Regions from separate parts of the Mus musculus genome. Here region 2 is linked to region 1. A link is a loop called in an ENCODE intact Hi-C map of the cell type or tissue named here. Cell type or tissue: left cerebral cortex. All regions are shown on one strand. Links, peaks and the distances in the headings refer to the core of each region. The heading gives the core; the rest is flanking DNA. Region 1 has its middle 21 kb from the start of Gm16015. Region 2 has its middle 4.0 kb from the start of Fgfbp1.

The links. Peaks named below come from ENCODE experiments on the same cell type or tissue, not always from the same donor. Only the 100,000 strongest peaks of a DNase experiment are listed, where the experiment ranks them.
Region 2: it touches region 1 in a loop (4-fold over the local background); 31 of 42 quality-filtered maps call a loop at or near these places.

Annotation. Positions count from the first base shown.
Region 1 is chr5:43,928,076-43,933,456 of GRCm38, reverse strand. No RefSeq gene overlaps it. Among named protein-coding and RNA genes, the nearest start is that of Gm16015, 21 kb to the right of the region's middle. In left cerebral cortex, for the core only: no CTCF peak of the experiment used is centred there; no DNase peak of the experiment used is centred there.
Region 2 is chr5:43,983,085-43,988,465 of GRCm38, reverse strand. No RefSeq gene overlaps it. Among named protein-coding and RNA genes, the nearest start is that of Fgfbp1, 4.0 kb to the right of the region's middle. In left cerebral cortex, for the core only: no CTCF peak of the experiment used is centred there; DNase peaks (open chromatin) are centred at 2,052 and 4,046.

The DNA.
Region 1 (5,381 bases), core at 261-5,260:
AACTGTGGGGTTGAGCTTAGACAAAATGCTAACACTCACTCGTACTTTGCTACCTGTCCATTCAGATGTATTCTTCATTATATACATTTGCTCTGGCCTTCAGTTCAGAGAGGAAAAATGATATATATTGTCAATCTAAGGCAAAACAGACATACTGTGAACAAAGTATCTTAGGATGCTATTGCTTTTCCAAAGCATATTGTTTTGTCTCTTTTGTTGATATAAGTAAATAGGCTTTACTATATCGCTCTTGCAAAAATAATGGCCAATCTTGACAGAAATTCATCAGCAACATGTGGATATTTCTCTAAGTTCTTCTGTTGATAATTTCTGTCCAGCCAAGGGAAAGACAAGATAATGTGATGCCTTCCACATTACAAGACAAGACTAGTTCTTCTGGGGGCTGGAGAGATGGCTCAGCAGTCAAGAGCACTGACTGCTCTTCCAGAAGTCCTAAGTTCAATTCCCAGCAACCATATGGTGGCTCACGACTATCCGTAATGAGATCTTATGCCCCCTTCTGGGGTGTCTGAAGACAGCTACAGTGTACTCACATATAATAAATAAATAACATCTTTAAAAAGGAAAAGGAAAAAGAAAAGAAAAAGAAAAAGAAAAAAGACTAGTTCTTCTGATTCCATGCCATGCTGTGTCCCGGGTGGCACTGTCTGGTCTAATGGACCATGGTGTAATTAAGGAGGGGCATCAGATTGAGAAGCCCAGGGAGCTGGCTGAGACTCTGTTAAATGGTTTCCCCCAGTTTTCTCAATCTTGAAATAACAACTCCAGCAAGGGTTCTGGGAATTAGCCACATTCACCATGTTCAAGGCCAAGGCTGTTGTTGCAGTTCTCCCATAGGATTGCATGACCTGAGCATCCTATGAAGGAGGGTAGCTGCCATCTCTGTGAACTTCCTGGAGCTGTGTCATCAGATGGCAGGTGGAGGCACAAGTAGGGGCTATTTTGGTCTCATTGTGGTACACAGGACAGGGTCTCTTTACCCCTTTACTGAGTCTAGTGTGCTACCCGTATGTCTTTCTCTTTCATGGAATTTGCAATTATAGATACCACTTCTATCCTATAAGCCATTGTAAAACAAACAAACAAAAAAACAAAAAAACAAAAAAAAACAAAAAAACTCCCCCAAACTACATATTTGCTGGTCAACAATCTGTCGAATTTGTAGCCTGACAATTATCAAAATCTTCAAACAAGAAAAACCTAAGGAGTCAACTTGCCTGTCTCCTTCGTTAGATTAAAAATTAAGCCCTAGAGAAATTAAGTGACTTGCCCAAAGTCACAGGGCAGGCTCTTTCCATCAACACCAAAGTCAAGCGACTTCAACACCATCTTCAAGGACAGCTCTGCCCCTAGTCCCCAGTCCTCTTTTTATGAAATGAAGATGGATTGTTTCCCGTTGTGGCAGTGTGGCTGACAGGGAGCTGGGCTCACTGCTGTTCCATTCCAAGACAGAAACACAGTTTCTGCTGAATGGGTATCATCACTCTTACACAGTTGTAAAGCCCAAAGGTCCGTAAATTGAGCCATCAAAGTCCACAGATACTCCCACTGGCACACTCCCTTGACTTTGGATTAATTCATTGTCACCCACTAGAGCTGGAAGCGCTAGAGAAAAAGGCTAGTGTTTGGGAGAGCATCAGTTTGGGAGACACCTCAGGGTGTCTGTGAAGCTAAGTGAGAGAATGCAGGAATGAGGGGAGCAGGAGCGCAGCACAAGCCTTCCCAGCACAGGGATCGCAGAGGCCATCTGATCCTGTCACTGATTGTAAAAAGTAAGAAAAATAAAAACATATCCAGTAGTTCAGGAATACTTACTGAGAGCCTGATTGGGACCAAAGACTTGTCTAGAAATTAGGGTTTCACCACAAATGGGCAATCTCATTTCATTCATGGGCCATATCTGCTATTTTAGGAAGTAGTTTAATTAATTGTTTTGCTAATTCATTCAATAAACATTTACTGAACATCTAGTACATGCTAGGGCTTTTGTGCATATTAGAAATATAGGGGGCTGGTTAGATGGCTCAGCGGGTAAGAGCACTGACTGCTCTACTGAAGATCCTGAGTTCAAATTCCAGCAAACACATGGTGGCTCACAACCATCCGTAATGAGACCTGACGACCTCTTCTGGTGTGTCTGAAGACAGTTACAGTGTACTTAATTATAATAATAAATAAATCTTAAAAAAAAGAAATATAGAATAGAATAAACAGAAGTCTTTGTCTCCTTAGAATTACAGAAATAACCAAGGACTTAAATAAATAACATCACAGGGTCCCGAGTGCAATGGGAAGCATCACGTAGATTAAGAAGTCTTAGCATGTATAGCCACACCCACTGGAATTGAAGTCAATTCCACCCTACGATAGCTCTAAAACTCCCATCAAGCTACACAACTTTTCTATACCATGTGCTGATAGTCATATGGTCTACTTCACAGCAATTTTTGTTAGAACTAAGTGAAGTATCTGGGAAGTACTTTGTTAGGTTAGTACCCAGCTATTCATTATTAGATGTCTAATAAATAACAGCTTCTTCCCCCACTCCCCCAAATTTAAAGAAACCAAAGACTTATCTAGATGTTAGGGTATTGTGAAATGGACAAGCTTCTTGGATTTAAAGATATAAGGTTACAGTTTGCCTGTCCTTGGTGTTCTCAGACTCAGTCCCCATGTGTTTGGATTAGCTAGCAGCCCTTGTCCTGGCTTCTTCAGGCTTTCACCTCATTTGCTTTTGTTGCAAAGTAATTGTCAGTTTTCAGCAAAGAAATGAAGTGAAATACAAAGCATGCAGAAAGCAGGCCGACTGCCCTTCCACGTCAACCTCAATATTTTCAGCAGACCAGGGAAAGCTCCCAGGTCACTCCTCTTCCGTGACCCAGGCCAGTGTCTTTAATGACTCAGAAAATGGAACATTTAAATTTCCTTTATCAGGTTGAGACTCGGCCTGACTTCTTCCATCTTTCTAGAAGATCAAGTGACACCTTCGATGACCATGAGTAGCCTGTCTCATGAATCTGATATGACCCTGCATACATTAAACTCAATGATAGACCACAGCCTCATAACCAAGCACATGGTGCACACACATGCATATCCAGAGGCCAGGCTTCAGGTCGGGCACCACCTTACACTAGCAAGACTCAGAATTTTCTTTGGTTAAATAAGAAAAAGGAGAGTTTGGATTATGTGTATCGGAGGGGACTCCCATTTCACTGAGTGGTGGGCCAGCACAGTTCCAGGAGGTGTGGCCTTTCTTGATACCAGAAGGCCGCTAGTAAGTGTGAATTTTAGCACCAGCTCTTCTCCAGGCCCAGCACAGTTACATGTGACTTTCACAACAGCTCTGGGAGAGAGGTGGCACTTTCTGAAAAACCAGGTGATATCCTCAGATTTCCACAACTAATTGATGGGAAACTTACAAATAAAACCATCCTGAGAAAATTGGGACAAGTTGGTGATCTTGTCTTTAGTACAATGTTTTCTATCAGATTACTCAAGTTGTGGCCTACATGAGAAGCTACTGTGAGATAGCCTCATCATGTACCCATGATTGGAAACCTAATGATATTTCCCACTTATTTATTTATTTATTTATTTATTCATTCATTCATTCATTCATTCACTTTACATCCCAATTGCAGCTCCCTCTCTTCTCCCAGTACCATCCTACCACCCCCTTCCTTCTTTCCCCCTTCCCTTCAGCGAAAGTGAGCCACCCTCCCACACCTACCATACCTACACCTCCCTGGTGTATCAAGTCACATCAGGACTAAGCATATCCTCTTCCACTGAGGTCAGACAAGGCAGCCAAACTAGAAGAAGGTGATCTAAGGGCAGGCAACAGAGTCTGAGTTAAAAACAGACTCTACTCCAGTTGTTAGGGGACCCACATGAAGACCAAGATAAATATCTGCTACGTGTGTGTGTGTGTGTGTGTGTGTGTGTGTGTGTGTGTGTGTGTGTGTGTGTCAGGGGGCACCTAGATCTAGACTCTGCATACTCTTTGGTTTGGTTGGTGGGTCAGTCTCTGTGAGCCCCTGTGGGCCTAGGTTAGAAGGCTCAGTAGGTCTTCTTGTGGTGTCCTTGACCCCTCTAGTTCCCCCAATCCTTCCCATGACTCTCCCAAGACTCCCGAGCTCCACTTAATGTTTGTCTGTGGATCTCTGCATCTGTTTCCATTAGCTGCTGAAGGAAGCCTCTCAGAGGGCAGTTATGCGAGGCTTCTGTCTGTAGCCATAGCAGAGTATCATTACTAGTGTCAGAGGTTGGCTCTTGGCGTAGATCTCAAATTTGGCCGTCACTGTTTGGCCGTTCCCTCAATCTCCGCTCTATCTTTATCCCTGCATTTATGGTAAGCAGGGCGAAATTTGGGTCAAAGGTTTTGAGGGTGTGTTGGTGTCCTGTTTCCCCCACTGGGGGTCTTGACATTTCAGTTTCTATATTCTGCACTGCTAGAAGTCTCAGGGTCACCCCCTTAGCCTCCCAGTTTTTGTTTTTTTGTTTTTTTTGAGAAACTGCTATATTGATTTCCAAAGTGGTTGTAAAAGTTTGCACTCCCACCAGCAATGGAGACATGTTTGTCTTACTCCACATCCTCTCTAGCATGTGGTGTCACTTGAGTTTTATGTCACTTAGCCATTCTAACGGGTGTAAAATGGAATCTCAGAGTCATTTTGATTTGCATTTCCTTGATGACTAAGAACCTTGGACATTTCTTTAAATACTTTTTTACTATTAGAGAGTCCTCTATTGAGAATTGTTTAGCTCTGTACCTTCTTTACATATTTTTAGATATTAGCCCTCTCTTGGATGTAGGGTGGATGGAGATCTTTTCTCATTGTTTAGGCTGCCATTTTGTCATATTTAGCCTAACAAAAGGTACTCATTTTCATGAGATCCCGTTTATTAATTGTTGAACTTAGTGCCTGAACGGAAACATGAGAATTTCAAGGTAGAGAGTTAAAACCTGCTCTCGTGCTTTTCTTCTAAACCTGTCCCCCAACAATAGCCTGAAGACCCCTGTCACAATGTGGTTCCATTTCCCACTTCTTTCTTTGGGGTATTCAGCCACTGCATACACCAGGCAGGGAAGGATCAATCTTTGATGTCCAGAATGGGTGAGTGAGCAGGATAGCAGCCCTACAGTGACTGCTGGAGGGTAGGGGAATCTTCTCCAAAGATTTCAGGGTTACAGCTCTTGCAGAGGGCATTTAATGAAAGAGCTTGTGCTCTTTATTCAGGGTGAACAAAGACTATTTAAACCTTGGAAAGTGAGAAGGAGTTCTTTTTAGGGTGAAGTTTCATTGGCTGGGCCTTAAGGTTTTGGGGATACCTTATTTGCTTTGAAAGACATTCCA
Region 2 (5,381 bases), core at 76-5,075, 55 kb before region 1:
CACCCAGAGAACATTTCCACTTTGAAATAGGCTGTCAATCTCCTGGCTAATGTTCCAGGGCCTCAAGAACCTACAGTTTATCAGCATGTTAAAATACTCATCTTACAACTTCATTGTTTATAAATCAGAACACTGTAAACTTTACCCTCTTGGGGCATATCCTGGCCACTGGGGCAATCAGGAGCTTAGCAGATAAATGCCCAAAAGGAAAAGTGGGACAGAAAGGAGACAAAAGGAGGAAGAGGGAAGGGAAGAAAAGGAAATAGTATGGAAGGAATAAAGGAAGGGAGGAAGGGTGGGTAGAAAGAAGGGAGAGAGGGAGAAAAGGGGAAAAGAGAAGGAAGGGAAAGAGGGAAAAGAAAAGAAAGACAAAATAAAGAAAAGAAGGAACAGAGAGGAGAGAGAGGGGAGAAGGAAGAAGGAGAAAGAGAAAGGAAGGAAGGGAGGGAGGGAGGGAGGGAGGGAGGGAGGGAGGGAAGAAATACATCTAAAATATGTTTAAACTAAAAAAAAAAAAAAATGACAGAGACAAGACTGAAGATGTTCTGAGAGCGGTGCCCCTGGAAGGCTGCAGTGTGTAGGTACTGCCCCTTCCCCTCAGCCTATCCTGGCTTTCTCTAGCCATTGACCTTTGCCTCCAAAGGGACGCAGTAGAACCATCCAGGTCAGCACAGGGTCCTCAGCAGCTTGGACATTGTATCATACCTTAAACCATTTTAGCAGGTTCCTACCTTTCTCTAAGCATGCCTCTTGATGCCATCCTCCCCGATGGAAATGTTCAGACAAGATCATTATGGAAATACAAATAGAACATTCATTGAGATTTCAGGGGGTTCTTATAGCAATATATATCTTAGTTAAAATTTTCATTCCAAAGTCAGGAGCACCTCATGAGCCCTTCACTGTAAATGTGCATGCCTTATCAACTGCTCATGCCTCCTAATGGCTACAAAGAGGCCAATGGTTCCGACATAGAACCTGCCCCATGACGATAGAAACACTTCAAGATGTGATAATGACGAAGGGTTTCTGAACACATTCCATACACACCCAAGAAAGAAGTGATTCTGAGTTAGAAGATGACTGACAGAATCGGGGGGGGGGATCTTTCCCACCTATCTATATGACAGGAATTCATTGTCAGAATATATTAAGCACTATCAAAATTAAACATCAGAAACCAAGTAATCAAATAAATAAAAGGGTAAATTACCTGAATAGACTCCTTTAAAGACAGTACATGGATGTTTAGTCATCAGGTAAACGTAACTTAGAGTTCTTCAGAACTCCACTGAGATTCCCATCATCCCATTGGTTTTCTGTTAGCATTCTGTCTAAGCTCCTCCTGACAGTTACCTGGCAACAGCCTGGAATGCCTGACTCCCTATAAAAGGGGCTGCTTGACCCTCCTCTCTCTCTTGCTCTTGCCGTCCTGCTCTCCCTCTGTCCTCTTGCCCCTTTCTCCCCTCTCTCCCTTTGCCTACTCCCCCTCTCTCCACATACTCAGAGCCGACCTCTACTCCTCTATGTCTTCTCTCTCTCTCTTTCTCTCTCTCTCTCTTCTTTCTCTGTCTCTACTACCCTCTTAACTCCCCTCCCCATGCCCCGAATAAACTCTATTCTATACTATACTGGTCCCTCAGAGGGAATGGATGGCTCAGCATGGGACTGCCAAGGCAACCCCTCCTCCCCATACCTTACTGCACCTACACAAAACACATCCCTCCTCTCTTTATCTCTTTATAAACACATCATTGTCCAATCCAGAAAGCAAACACCATGCTGGTAAGATGGGGAAGGAAAAGGAACCCTGATACACTGTTATGAGAGAGTTGATTGGTGCATCCATTATGGAAATTACTTTGAAGGTTCCTCTCAAACCTAACATCAGACCTACTATATGATCCAGCAGCCACTGTAGGTATGCATGCAATGAAAGCAGTCAGCATATGATAGAGCCCCATACACCCATGTGTCATGTAAGGCCATCCATAACAGACAAGTTTTGGAATCAGCCTAGACACCCAGCAATGAGTGAATCATCATAGAGTCTTACTCAGCTATAGAGAAATGGAACCATGCCATTTGCAGGAAAGTAAGTGTATCTGGAAATCATCCTGTTTAAAGGAGAGAAGCCAGACTCAGAAAGAAAGAATTACATGCTTCCTTCTATGAGTGGAATCTGCTCAAGGAAAAAGTCACAAAAACAGAAAAGGGATTAGTAAGGTAGAGAAGGACCAGAAGGCATGGAGACATAGGAGGAAATAAGGGTGAATGTTATTAAAGAACTTTATATGGATGCATGAAAATATTACAGTAAAGTACATTATTTTGTGTCATTATATATACTAATAAAAATTTACAAATTTGGCCAATAAAAAAAAGTCTGATGCTGATACCATTAAGACAGCAATACCTGGCTACTTACAGACCACCCTGATGCCCTGAGCCCATGACTCTTCCCATCCAGTTGCCATGCTCAGCATAGCTGCTGGGAGCTTCAAGGTGGGATGGAGTGGAAACCGAGTGTTCTAGCACATTCCTCCTGTAGGAGAATGTGACTTCTGTGCTCTCTATCTCTTGCCGGGTGACATGGCGTTGGAGGAGGTTACCTTCCCCTCGGGCCCCTCAGTTACCTGAGGAGCCCTTTAGAATTGGTTAGCTAAAACCTGATGGGATGCCCCAGACTATGCAAATGACTCTTCTCTTCAGCCTCGGTCTTGGAGCTCTGCAGAATGTGTGTGCAGCTGCTTTGAGTCCTTAGTGAGACTGTCTCTGATGAAGGGCGGAACCCAGGAAACAATTCACTGTCTAAATTTAAAAAAAACTCATCTTCGTATGGGTTACCAGCCTAGCAAGTGTCTCTGTCTCGACATTTATTATAAACCACTGGACATTTGCCTAACATTTGTTCTCTTCATGTTGAAAAAAACTTGGAGACTTTCCCATCACCTAGCTATTCATCGTGTCAATCAAACTCACACATGTCTCTACATGTATCAAGCCCGTAATACAAGGCCATCCTATCTCCTAATTCCTTTTGGAGATAGGTATTACTGAGAATTGTTAAGGTACACATGTCATTCTCAGAACCCGAAGGCATAGCTGGGAGAAGAAACGTCATTCAATAAGACGCTCATGTCCCAGAAAACTAGGTTAATTGGAGGATGTAATAGTTTCCTCAGACAACTCCTTCTAAAACCTCTAACTTTTCAAATAACCCCCTAAAGAGTGTCTGGTTTTCACTAGGACTTAGCCTTTCTTTATGAGTTTTCCATGTTGCCATCACTCCACAACAACAGAAGGAACAGTGGCGAGTCCAAACTCTCAAGGACTGATGAACTATAAATGCTCATCAGCCAACGACCTACTCATAGGATACAGGACCCATTTGAACCTCAACTTTCATAAAACAACAGCAAAAACACTTAGTGCACCTACAGACTGTTCTGTCTGACCATTGATCTGATAATCTCTAAGATTTGGGCGCTTTCATTGATACAGAAGCCCAGATCCTCCACAGACTTCATAGCTTTGCCAAAGCATTTAACAGAGGAACCATTAAGACAGTGAAGAGATGACCTACAGAATAGGAGAAAAACTTTGCCAGCTATTCATCTCACAAGGGATTAAATTCCAGAATATGTAAATCTAAAGAACTCTAAAACTTAAACACCAAAAACCAAACAAACTAACTAACTAATCAATAGGTATACAAATGAACTGAATAGACCCTTTACAAATGCTGTAATAAACATCAATTCCAGTAGGGCTTCTCTTGGATGGAAAAGGCATCTCAGAGGACATTGTGCTGTCTCAGAAGCTCACCACTGGATATGACATAGCCTCAGCTCATATGACCCCACAGCTTTCGAGTGTGGTATGAAAACTATCAGTATCGAAGAGCCAGGCAAACCTGCCAGGTCTTGAGAACAGGAGTCAAATCAACCTTGTGTTGGCATTCCCTTCAGTACCTAATACTGCAACTTGCCCAGAATAGGTACTGCATAAATATGGAAACACTAGCTCCCACTCCCAGTTCCCAGTTACTGCTGTCTCTGCAGGCTCCTGAGCAATTCTTTTCTACTTTGGATAGGAAAGATGTCCCCATGGGTAGAACCCTAGGCTTCCCTCCAACCTGGCAATTAACTTCTGCACTGTCAACTGAGATAAGCCCCCCTTATTGTCCACCACTTCCTTGGGACAAACACTATAGCAGCCTTGATTACATTCCTGTTAGCCAGTAGCCTGTAGTTTTTAGTTGGTTTTTAGACAAATAAAGGAATTAGCAATGATCCAGTGGAATAGGGGAGGTCTCACAAGCTATTCTTATTCCCCTGTCCTCTCTGAAGTAGCCCCCTACATGGAAGTGTCTTGGCTCTGTTTCCCTACTGGCCTCTCCAGAGTTGTTTCTAGGCTTCTCACCCGAACATCTTCAGAGTATATCTGAAGGAGCATGGTCACATGCCAAGCCACACAGTGTCTGTGTGTGTGTGTGTGTGTGTGTGTGTGTGTGTGTGTGTGTGCGCGCGCGCGCGCGTGCACGCACATGCACATAGAAGTAGATGCAGAGAGAGGCTATGAAAAAGTATTAAATCATGTGGACTCCTTTAAGGAATCTTTGCTGCTAAAAATAATGTACTTTTAAAAAGTTCTAAGATAGTCAAAAAGCTTGATTTGAGGGAACATTGATCATAAAAGAACAAAACTATTATCTCCTACTACCCTACTAACTTACTACCGCCATCACCACCACCACCACCACGACCTCCACGTCACTACCCTCTAGCATCGCCATCTCTAGCACCTCCTCCCCTACCACCACCTTTACCACCACAGAAAGCTTTTTCAGAAAGAATAGTGTTTGCAATAACTGTTAAACAAGAACAAGCTAAATTGTCTTACTGTCAATTATTGGCATTCTAGTATTACAACCTACCCCCCCCAAAAATCCCTAATAATCTCTTCTTGATTAGTTTAAACTAACACTAAGAGTTATTTCTTAGATTGATTCAGAATCGGACAACATTGAACACACCTAACAAAAGGAGTTGATGACACTAAATGGTTTGAAAAGCTTTCTCTTGCAAATCAAGGAATTTTGAAGAGCTCCTCAGTCTGCCTCCTTCCACAGCACAGCTGTAGTATCAACACTGCCTCTGGATGGTCTACAAAAGAGAGACTTTAGCAGCAGGTGTCTTTTGATTTGCTACACAGGGAGTCAGAAACCTCAGAATTGAAAACTTGGAATGCACATTCTTCTCATAGTTCCAGCATGAGTACCTGTTTACCACACACACTGGATCTCACTGTTTGTTTAGCCTGATCCCCCACTCCCACCCTTGTTTCCTCTGTCACTTGGAAAGGCTTCCATGTTCTTG